Linked DNA regions of Homo sapiens: region 2 is linked to region 1. Evidence: chromatin loops called from intact Hi-C (ENCODE). Cell type or tissue: ascending aorta. All regions are shown on one strand. Links, peaks and the distances in the headings refer to the core of each region. The heading gives the core; the rest is flanking DNA.

Region 1 (5,376 bases), core at 190-5,189:
AGTCTCACAAACTTGGTTGCAGGCCTGGCTCTGCCTCCTCTCCATGCTAACGGGGCGGCCTTGGGCTACGCAGCCCTTCCTGAGCCTCAGTTTTCTCCTTTTATGTCTCAGGTATTCAAGGCAGTCCATCAGCTCAGTAGTGACAGAAACACAACTTTATCCTATCATTTCACTTCTCTAATTTCTGGATCCAAGTGCTCATTTCACCAGGATCGTGAAATACTCCATCTCAGTCCTTGGTACCCGTGGGGGGCCACCCAGCAGCTTGAGGCAGGTTTATGCAGTGGCAGCTCCAACGGGGATGGAGGGTGTCTGTGGGGAGGGGACGTACATGGCTCCTGGCTGATGCTGCTGTGGGGCACACCCTCCATCCCACCAGGCCCCTTCTGGCCGAGCAGCCCTCTGACATTTCCTAGGCTACATGTAGGGGACAAGAACTTTCTGCAGGAACTTTCCTCTCTGGAAACATGCTGGCTGCCTGGCACTCTGCCAGGGGCAGGCTCCCCGATTCCCTCTCTCAGGGCTCTCATTCTCCTCCAGCTCAACTCCTTTTACATGCACATTAAAGCCAGGGGCCCTTTTATTTTCTGGGGAAAGAAGTTTCCATGTTCCCCTTTCTTCTGGCCAAGACACTGTGTCTATGCCCAGAAGCCCCCAAGAACCTAGGCTTATGGAAAATGAAGCCAAAGGCACATGCGGGCGGCTTCTGCTTCCTGCCTCCCCACAGATCTGATCTGCTTGTTTCGATGAGAGGAAGGGACAGGGCAAAGGCAGCGGAGGAAGAAATAAAACTTATCTGTCGACCACACAGTGAGCACAGCCGGACTGGAGAACCCCTAAATCCCTCTGTGCAAATTGTCCGTGATCCTGTTGAGGGGTTGTCAGCTTGTGGACCATCTGAGCAGTCCTACAGAGAGTCCTACAGAGAGAGGGCTGTTGACACCTGGTGGGAAAGAGGGTGCTGATACACGAATGCTATAGACATGGCTTTTAGGCCTAAGTGCAAAGGCTACACCGTCAGCTGGTGTTAGCAGACAGCACTAGCCTGGGGCTGCTCAGTAAGCACTGCTCTGGGCTTCCCTAGGTCTCCCAGAAGCCAGGCTCGAGTGAGTGGTGATGGCATTTTGCCTTCCAAGGTGAGGTCCTCCTAGGTTCTGGGATCTCCCAATCACATCATCCTGAAACCCAGCCTAATTTAATTTTATGTTGTAAAAGTCACAAGTCACAGCAAGTCACAAGCACCTGGATCGAATATCCAGGTTCCAGGTATCATCCTGAGCAAGCTTCCAAATGCCATCCTGCTCCACGTAATAGACTATTGGGTAATGACACTGCCTCATACAGGCACAGTCCCACTGCATCCTGCGACGATGGCCAGTCTGTGGACATGTGTGGTCAGTTATGCCACATATTACAAGGTCTAGGAGGGCAGGAGCAAGGCAGCCCTGCCAGGGACCCCCACACATGACCTTGGGGGTCCCCACATCCATTTGTGCACCAAGCAACGTCTCTAAATTGAATAACAGTAACAATAATAAAGCCTCTTGAGAATTATTATAGGCAAAGCACCCTTCTTAGCCCACCCTTCTTAGCTCAATGAGGCAGGGACTTCTATAATACTCATTTAACAGGTGAGAGACTGAGGCACAGACAGTTTACATTCCAAAGGTCACAAATCTAGTAATGGCAGAGATAAGATTTGAACCCAGGTCGTCTTCCTATGATGTTCTTGTTTGTGTGTATGTATACTGTTGTGATGAATAAAATGCAGATTATTTAAAATCATCTTTAAATTCATGTAGCTTTGTGTCATTATGTATTCATACAAGTCCAACTATCATCACATACTTCTTTTTTAAGTTGAAAAGAAATCTTTGCACTTAAAACTGTTAAGAACCACTGATCTAGGTTTCAGTTACTCCTTCTTAAAAGACAGAGTTGCTTTCAACTGTTCCCTTCACCCTGCTCCCCACGCCCTGGACTCTCCAAGTCCAGTCAGTTCTATTTCCTCGATGGCCTGACAGCTGGCCCCCTCTCTCCTGTCATGGCACTGTTTTCTTCTAGACCCTGGCCCACTGCTACGGTGTCCTGATGGGTCTCCCTGCCCTCCACCCTCCACCTGACTCTTCCTCAGGTCACCTTGCATGGTTCCCTGTCCCCATGACCATTGTTCTTGGCCCACAGCACATGTTAGATTCACCTAAGTGTTCCTGAAAGTGCCTGAGGCCCCAGCCCTAGAGATGCTGGTTCAAATACATGTGCGTTTTCCAGGCTGTCATCAAGAATGATTCTGATCTGTGCCCTTTGCTGATAATTAGACCTGTAGAATGCAGTCCAAGCTCCATGGTCTGTCTCCTGCTTACCTTTCCAGCCCTGTTTCTCAAAGTCTAGACTCCAAGCATGTGACTGTCTCACAGCAGCCAGAGTACTCCAAGAGATTTCACCTCTGCATGCCTTTGCCCACTGCTCCTTCCATGTAGAAAGCCCTTCTTCACTTATACCTGTAATCCCAGCACTTTGGGAGGCCGAGGCGGGTGGATCACGAGGTCAGGAGTTTGAGACCAGCGTGATCAACATAGTGAAACCCTGTCTCTACTAAAAATACAAAAATTAGCAGGGTGTGGTGGCATGTGCCTGTAGTCCCAGCTATTCGGGAGGCTGAGACGGGAGAATGGCTTGAACCCGGGAGGTGGAGGTTGCAGTGAGCTGAGACCACACCATTGCACTCCAGCCTGGGTGACACAGTAAGACTCCATCTCAAAAAAAAAAAAAAAAAAGAAAGAAAGAAATAAAGAAAAAAGAAAAAAAGAAAGCCCTTCACCCCCCCAGGTGTTACATCTTCTAGGATGCTCTCCCGACAGCACTCTCCTCTTTGACCCCTGGTCTCTCCGTTTGCTGCAGCAGTCCCCCAGTGGATGGCCCTCCCAGGAACCGTGCCACTTCCTCGCCCTTCTCTGCTCTCCTGTCTGCCTTATCCACAAGCTCCCATGGGCCTGTGCCAAACCGGATTCCTACTTGGAGTCCCAAGACCTACATGGTTCTAACACAGAGTAGGCGCTCAGGATCCTGCACTCTGGCCCCAGCAGGAATCGGGCAGTGAGCCGAGAAGCGCTAGAACACTTTCTCCTCTTAGCGTGTTTGTCTGAATAATTGCAAAATCCTCCTGTTTTTATTTTTTTCCTGAAGGCTTCTCATCTTCTAATCTGTTTTCCATGACCGAACAAGTGTGTTATTTCCTCAAACACAAACCTGATCATGTAATTCCCTTGCTTAAAATTTTGCAATGTCTCTCAGGTATTTATAGAATAAAATTCAAATGCCTTGGCATGACATTTGAGACCCTGCAGCCTGACCTGACTTTCTTGCCATTCTCATTTCCTTTCATAGTTCCTGTGGAACCAGAGAACCAGACTCATGGGATCCTGGTTCCCTGCGTTTTTTGTTTTGTTTTGTTTGTGAGACAGAGTCTCGTTCTGTCGCCAAGGCTGGATTGCAATGGCATGATCTTGGCTCACTGCAACCTCCACCTCCCAGGTTCAAGCGATTCTCGTGCCTCAACCTCCCAAGTAGCTGGGATTATAGGTGCGCACCACCATGCCTGGCTATTTTTTGTATTTTTAGTAGAGATGGGGTTACGCCATGTTGGCCAGGCTGGTCTCAAACTCCTGAACTCAGATGATCCACCCGCCTCGGCCTTCCTAAGTGCTGGGATTACAGGCATGAGTCACCGCACCCGGCTGGTTCCCTGAGTTTTTATGCCTCTATGCCTTTGCCCAGTCTGAGTTCAGCTGTCCTTCTTTCTCCTGTTCTCCATTTGGGGGAATTCCTATTCATCCTGCAAGGCCCAAATCAAATGTTACCTCCTGTGTGAGGCTCTCCTCGGTTCCCACGGGCAGAGTGAGCTCACTCTTGACTGTGCCTCCCTGGGCCACAGCTCTGCACAGCACTGTTACTTCTTGTTTCCACGTCTGCCTACTGTGTGATTGAAGGGTCTCCAAGGCAGAAACCCAGCTCCTGGCAAATAATTAAATAATAATGGTCAGGATAGCTAGCCCTTACAGAGTACTTACTATGTGCCATGCATGTGCTTTACAGGGCATTGGCTCATTTAATCCTCATAACAGCCTCAGGAGTAGGAGCTATTATTACCATCCCCACTTTACAGATGAGGAAGCTAAAGCAGAGTGTTATCATACAGTCAGTAAGTGTTAAGGTATTACAGTAAGGGTTGAAGCTGGGATTTGAACCCAGGCAGCCTGACTCTGGGATTCACGCTGTCTATGCGGTCCTGATAAATGCCCTTAGAATGAATGGTAATCTGCAGGCTCTGAGCTAGTGAGTGTGTGTTTATGTGTGTGTTAACAAGACATGATATGACTCTGTCCCTGCCCACATAAGCTCTGGTGTCAAACTGGGTTGGAAAGGTGTTCTCCTGAGGCCTGGTACAGACTGTGGCTTTCAATGAAATAACAGAATTGTCATCTCTTCCAGCAGGTGCTACCCACCCTCGCCCACTCCCCTCATTTCTCCCACAAGCTTCGGCCTCCTTTCTTTGTTATTTCTCCTTTATTTTGTTCTGCTTGGCCAGTCTGGAAAAATGACTGGTTGGCCTGCAGCTCGGGGAGTGGTGCTTGGTCTTCCTCTTGGCCTCTCCAGGCCCCTCCTTCTAACCCCCCGTGCACAGCCCTAGCCTTGTTCAGAGCCAAATCACAGGGTTCAGGGGCTGGGCCACGTGTCTGCCCACCCCGCTGCCTTCTGAGCCTGTGAGCCTCCCGACTCCTGCCCCACCACAAGCAAATGACCCAGCCAGAGGCAAAGACCAATACCAAGAACATGCTCAGTCCATGTACTCCCTCCCCAGCCTCCCAGGCTTGGAACTGCTACTGCAGGATGTCACCAGCCATGTTCCCTACCTGTCTACTGCCTGAGCCCTCCTAGGCTGGCATTCTTCCCTGGCAGGCAGCCCACCTGAGCAGACCCCTCTGTTCCTATGCTTACTCTGCCTTCCACTCGCACACACTCACTTATGGATTTTCCCTGAACCCCTACGCCCACGCTTTACAAAGCCTGGCTCTGCCTTTCTGTGGAATATGCCTCAGGCAGAGGGGCTGTGTATCCCTGGTCAGCCTGGCATTTCCCAAGAGTGCCAAGAGAAGGGAGTCTCCCAGCTGATGGTGTGGGAAAGTGGGGCCACGCTTGGCTTTATCCTTGTTCTCCCTCCCAGGTCGGTGCCCAGAGAGGGTAGCAGGGGCCTGGGGACTAGTCAAAGTGCTCCATGGAGCAAGGCATGCTTGCTTCTGCGCTAAAAGCTTACTCACAGCCTCAAATGAGCAATACGGAAGCAGACAGGATGATCTGAGGGCACCAGGACCCATA
Region 2 (5,376 bases), core at 308-5,307, 66 kb after region 1:
TGTCTCCGTCCTGCCTGGAACATGTGATCAGGAGGTGGTCATGAGGATGAAAGTCATATGTGAAGGATGATGGAACAGAGGGACTAAAGGAGCCTGCCCTGGACACCCTGATTTCCTGCTATGGGGAGTGAAAAAGAAGCCATAGTCCCATGGATTCTGTTACCAGCCACTGAGTGCAATCCTACCTGATCCCATGGTCCTCACCAAGGCTGTGTCTGCTTAGGAAATGGAGAATGGTCCCCAAACCACAGCAGCAAAAATGAGTGGAAGGGTTGAGCATTATTTCCAGCCTTGGTTGCTCTGGTGATTGGTGCCTGGGAGGGGCAGGACCTCCATCCAACAGACTGTACCAGCAGAGTCGTAAGAGGTAGGACTTTGGAGATTCAGCCGTATGTTCTATGGGTGGACTGAAGGCTGAAGGAGGAAGAGGTAGAAGTGCATTGCTACCGACCTACTCCATCCCACGTGCAGACTCCCTCGACCCCCAACCCCAGGCTGTCACCTGCTCCTATATTCATTTTCTCTGAGGTTGGAGGAAAGAGAAAGGAGACAGCAATGGCCAGACTTCCCTGGGGTTCCCAAACTGGTTAGTGTGCTCTGCTCAAGTGCTGGCTCCCCGCCCCTCTCTATGCACACACTCAGCCCATGTTCACTGATTCCCATCCTACCCTCCAGTCATTTGCCTAACTGACTTTTTTTTTTCCAGGAAACCTCAGAGATGCATTGGACTTGGTCAGCAGACTTGAGTTCTATGCCCATGCCAGTCACTGACTGGCCATGACCTGAGTTGGACAAATCATGCCCACTCTAGACTTAAGTTGTTCCTTATATGGAAAAGGAAAGGAGTGCTTTGTCAGTGGTTCCCAGATACCAATTTATAAAGATTTCACTAGTCTGTGGCAAAATAATATAACAATGGCTATGAATTACTGGGTATTTCCTTTGTGTGAAGTGGTTTTCATATATTAACTCATTTAATCTCATAACCACCTGGAAAAGTATGTATTCTTATTAACACCTTCACATGATAGATGATAAAACCAAGGCTCAGAGAGGTTAAGTAACTTACCTGAAGGTCTTCATATGGTAAGTGGTAGAGCCTGGATTTGAACTCAGGTATCCTGGTCCCAGAGTCCACGTACTAAATCACTACATTACAGCTACCCATGTGATAAGGAAAAAGTAAGGAGGAGGATGATGATGTGCATGCATATTGATACACACAGACATATAATACAGTATATTTGTGTACTGTTAGTGTAAGTTTAATACTGACTTTCTGGGGAAGGACAGGGATATATATCCTTTATGTTAAGAGTGAGAGAATAAGTCTTCCATATTTTTTACATTAAAAGGTACTTTTCTGAAATGATGACAGAAGGTGAGTATTTTATTTGCTCAACTGGCAAAATAAAACTTATCGACAACCAGTTACTTTTTACAGTATTTTACTTCCAACTTGTAATAGACCATGAAATTAAGTCTGGGAGCCCTGAGGCTACAGGGTCTTCGAAGTCCTTTCTGGCTTAAATAATGTAAGGCCTTCAACCTCCAGGTGAGGTGACTTAAGTCACACATTCTTGGAGACGTCCTCCCAGATATCAGGCACACCATCTGGGCCCCCTGGTCAGCCTAGCAGACGAAGAGCCATCACCCTGAGGGAACCTGTTTTGGTAACATGCCTGTTTAACACTGCAAGTATTTTGACCCATAAAGAAACTTTCCTGTCCCGCCATGGCCCCAGCTTTAGCTACACCCCGTCTGTACTTGTCTACCTCTTGGGATAAGTACCATATAGAGAGAGAATCTTAAATTACTCATTAGTTGGTAGAGATATTTTACTTGAAAGCAGATCCCAAACATAACCTCCTCCTGCCCAATCCTAAATCTCAGGCACCAAAGAAGACCAAGCTCTATCCTGAGTGCTACAAATGAGAAAACCAAAGGCAAAATTATGAACTATCTTGAGGATGTCTGTTCAAAGCAATTGTCCTCTACCTTATATGGATTCTGTCGGATCCTGGAGCAGATTAGAAACAGAACAGGTAGCACTGGGGGCAGTCCATTAGTGCTCTCTTTAAAACCAAGGTGGCAAACTCTTGTTTTGAAACTAACATAGAACAAGCAATTTGAGAGAAGGGAAATTGGTGTAGCCCAATGTTGTTATTTTTTTCTTATTAACAGTCTCAAAGTCCCTAGTGAAGGAGGGGAACATCCAAACAGTTAGCAGCCAGGGACATTCTTAGGAAGGACAGCGGAAGCCACAGCACTGCTTCTGCTGTGGGGTCTACATGCCTAAAACTGAGCAAAGAATTCGACTTGGTGGGCTGGACTCTGCCTCAAAAGTGAATGAAAACAAAACAAGACTTCAAGTTAGCATTTGTGGAAAGGGGAAAAAAACCATTGTCTGCCTTTCTGTCTCACGAACACAGAAACAAAACACTAATGAAGGCTCCCAATCTGGCAGAAATCTAAGGAATTAGAGGAAAAGGAACAAAAATAAACAAAAGGACACCAGACTTCAAGTTTCTCAAGCCAGATGTGACCCTGGAAACTGGTGTGATGAGGAAGAAAAACAGCTGTTGACTCAGTCATGTGATGATTCAATGATACAATTATTTCATCATCAAAAGAGGCTTTGATAACTTCGCCATTAGCAGTAAGAGTAAAAATAGAAAAAGAGGAAGGAGGAGCTCGATTTCAGCACTAATCTGATTCATTCGCTTTAAAAGACCTAGGCTTGAGGCCTGAACTGGTTATGGAATCTAGCTATTAAAAATGGTTCTATCTGGTGACAGAATTTTAAGAAATGCTGAAGTTGGCAAAGTGGATTGCTCTATTTAGCAAAATATTTTCAGCTATGGTGGTCCATTAAAACACCAAGAAAAAGAACAAAAGAACAAAAGAAACAAAAATCTACTGGATAGAGTTTGTATGAAATCCACAATCCTGCAGTTTGCAGGAGCGGGAATACACTTGCAAATCAATGTTGGAAATTTGCATTTTTCTGAGCTTTTAGTGGAATGGAGTGTTGGGGAGGGACTTTCTGCTTTTTATGGGTGGATCCAGTGAAATGATTGCTGGTCCTGATTAGAGGCCCATGGTTTCAATAATCTAGCATTCTCCCAACTGTGTCTTTAGCCTCTCCTTCTTTCTCTTCGGCCTACAAACAGGCTACAGAAAGTGCTGCCTGGGCTACACGCTTAGATGATCCCATCCTAAATACAACTTTCCATTGACTGGGGTCCCTTTCTAGCTATGGCTCTAGCAATCAGCTCTTCTTCCCAGACAAGTTGTTTGGGAGAGAAGTCCACACGCTAACCTGTTAGAACCGCCACATAAAATACATGATGCCCACTTGAACTTTAATTTCAGATAAATGACAAATAATTATTTCAGTTTATGTATGTCCCATGCAATATTTGGGACATACTTATTATACTAAAAATTTATTCATTGTTTATCTGAAATTCAAATGTCAGATAAATTGAAATTTAAGTGAACATCCTGTATTTTTATTTGCTAAATCTGACAATCTGACTCCTAGTATCCCTTCTTCACTTTCTATTTGTTGCTCAGCCCATGGAAACCTGGTTTTTGCCTCCACCTTTCATTGATACTGCTCTCCCCAGGCTCCCCAAGGACCTCTTACTGATCAAATTCACGAGGCACGTTTCCACCCTCCATGGCAGGGGCCTCTCTGGAGGACTCTGCAGGCACCGCTGGCGTCTCCGCTGTCCTGGTGAAGCTGTCTTCCCTTTTGGCTTCCATGATGCATTACACTGCTTGTTTTCTCCACCTTTCTCTGACTGCTCCTTCCCTGTTTCCTTCACGAGCTGCGCTTGTTAAGTCACCTCTTACATGTTCAATGCTACCCAGGGCACTGCCCTTTGGCCTTCCGCACTCTCTATACACAGAGCTGGATTTGCTGCTATATTTATCTCCCCACTCAGCCCCACTGGCCTCAGCTGCCCTGAGCAGCTCTGGCCTCCTCATCCATCATGCTGGGCACCAGAGGATGTCTTGCAGAGAAACCTTTCTGCCCTGGGCCTCCAAGGAGGGCTCAGCTATCAGAGAAGAGGGTCATTTTTAAAAGGGTCAGAGCACAGGACCCTCCAAGATTGATGGGCTATGAATTATGGATGTCGCAACTGTCAGTCCCAGTGCTCCAGAGCCAGAGAGGGTGTCCCTGCCTTCCGTCCCTGAGTTGGCCTCTTCTCTCCAGCATCCCCGTAGCATGTGCTCACTAAATGTGTTCCTGTATTGCTTTTTTACGTTTGTTGTCTTTTTGATGATCTTTATTTCTATGCACACACATACACGCTCAAGCACATCCCATCTGGCTGGGAGCTCTCTGAACCCTCCTCCATCACACTGTGCCCTGCTAGAGGGCAAGGACTGAAATGCCCCAGGGGAAGTGTTTGATACACAGGTGTGACTATAACAAAACAAAACACAACAAACACACACACACAACGATTTTTACCCTTTTTTTTTTTTTGAGACCAAGTCTTGCTCTCTCACCCAGGCTGGAGTGCAGTGGTGTGATCTCAGCTCACCGCAACCTCTGCCTCCCAGGTTCAAGTGATTCTCCTGCCTCAGCCTCCTGAGTAGCTGGGACTACAGGTGTGCGCCACCTCGCCCAGCTAACTTTTGTATTTTAGTAGAGATGGGGTTTCACCATGTTTCCCAGGCTGGTCTCAAACTTCTGACCTCAAGTGATCACCCACCTCGGCCTCCCAAAGTGCTGGGATTACAGGTGTGAGCCACCATGCCTGGTTGATTTTTACCCATTTTTAAAGTTGTAAGTGCTTTTGTATGCAATACTTTGGAGCAATCTCAGGAGTTGTTTATGTTGATTTGCTAGAAAGAGATACAGAATGCCAGGCTAGATTCAAAACTCCTGAGGATCTCAAGCAATAATAAGTGCACTTACAGAAATTAAAAAGAAATACCGCTGGAAACTCAAGGGCTTTTCTGGTGATCACAAAGATACTGGCAGATTTTTGTTGATAGGTAGGCCAAACTTAATCAGCTAGGGAAAAGAAAGAGGTACTAAAAGTTAATCACCAAAGCCAAAAAGATTAAACTTGTAAAGACTCAACAAGCAAGTAAACACATTAAATTTTCTGAATATGACTGAAAACAAATTATAGTTAACCTCTTAATACTTCACTGGGTATTTGAGCTGTTCTTAGGGATCCACTTTTATTTTGGTAGTACTGTATAATAAATGTTTCCCTAAAACCTACAGTTAATTTAAAAAATATCTTTGTTCCTCAACTTGTAATGACATAAGTACGTTGCATACCACAATTTTTCATTGAACATTTTATTTGTTGAAATTATCTTATATAAGTCAACTTCAGGTGATTT

Evidence for each region. Peaks named below come from ENCODE experiments on the same cell type or tissue, not always from the same donor. Only the 100,000 strongest peaks of a DNase experiment are listed, where the experiment ranks them.
Region 2: a loop joins it to region 1, with 6 times the contacts of the local background. A loop is called at or near these places in 3 of 110 quality-filtered maps.

The regions. Positions count from the first base shown.
Region 1 is chr1:203,465,478-203,470,853 of GRCh38, reverse strand. No RefSeq gene overlaps it. Among named protein-coding and RNA genes, the nearest start is that of PRELP, 7.6 kb to the left of the region's middle. In ascending aorta, for the core only: no CTCF peak of the experiment used is centred there; DNase peaks (open chromatin) are centred at 3,043, 3,453, 3,723 and 4,693; H3K27ac peaks cover 4,317 bases.
Region 2 is chr1:203,400,033-203,405,408 of GRCh38, reverse strand. It overlaps BMNCR (bone marrow associated non-coding RNA), which reads left to right. Exons shown (of 3, transcript XR_001738390.3): 3 at 32-676. It overlaps LOC102723529 (a long non-coding RNA gene), which reads right to left. Exons shown (of 7, transcript XR_922438.3): 7 at 5,317-5,376. It also overlaps the pseudogene LARP7P1. Among named protein-coding and RNA genes, the nearest start is that of BMNCR, 4.9 kb to the left of the region's middle. In ascending aorta, for the core only: no CTCF peak of the experiment used is centred there; no DNase peak of the experiment used is centred there; H3K27ac peaks cover 3,829 bases.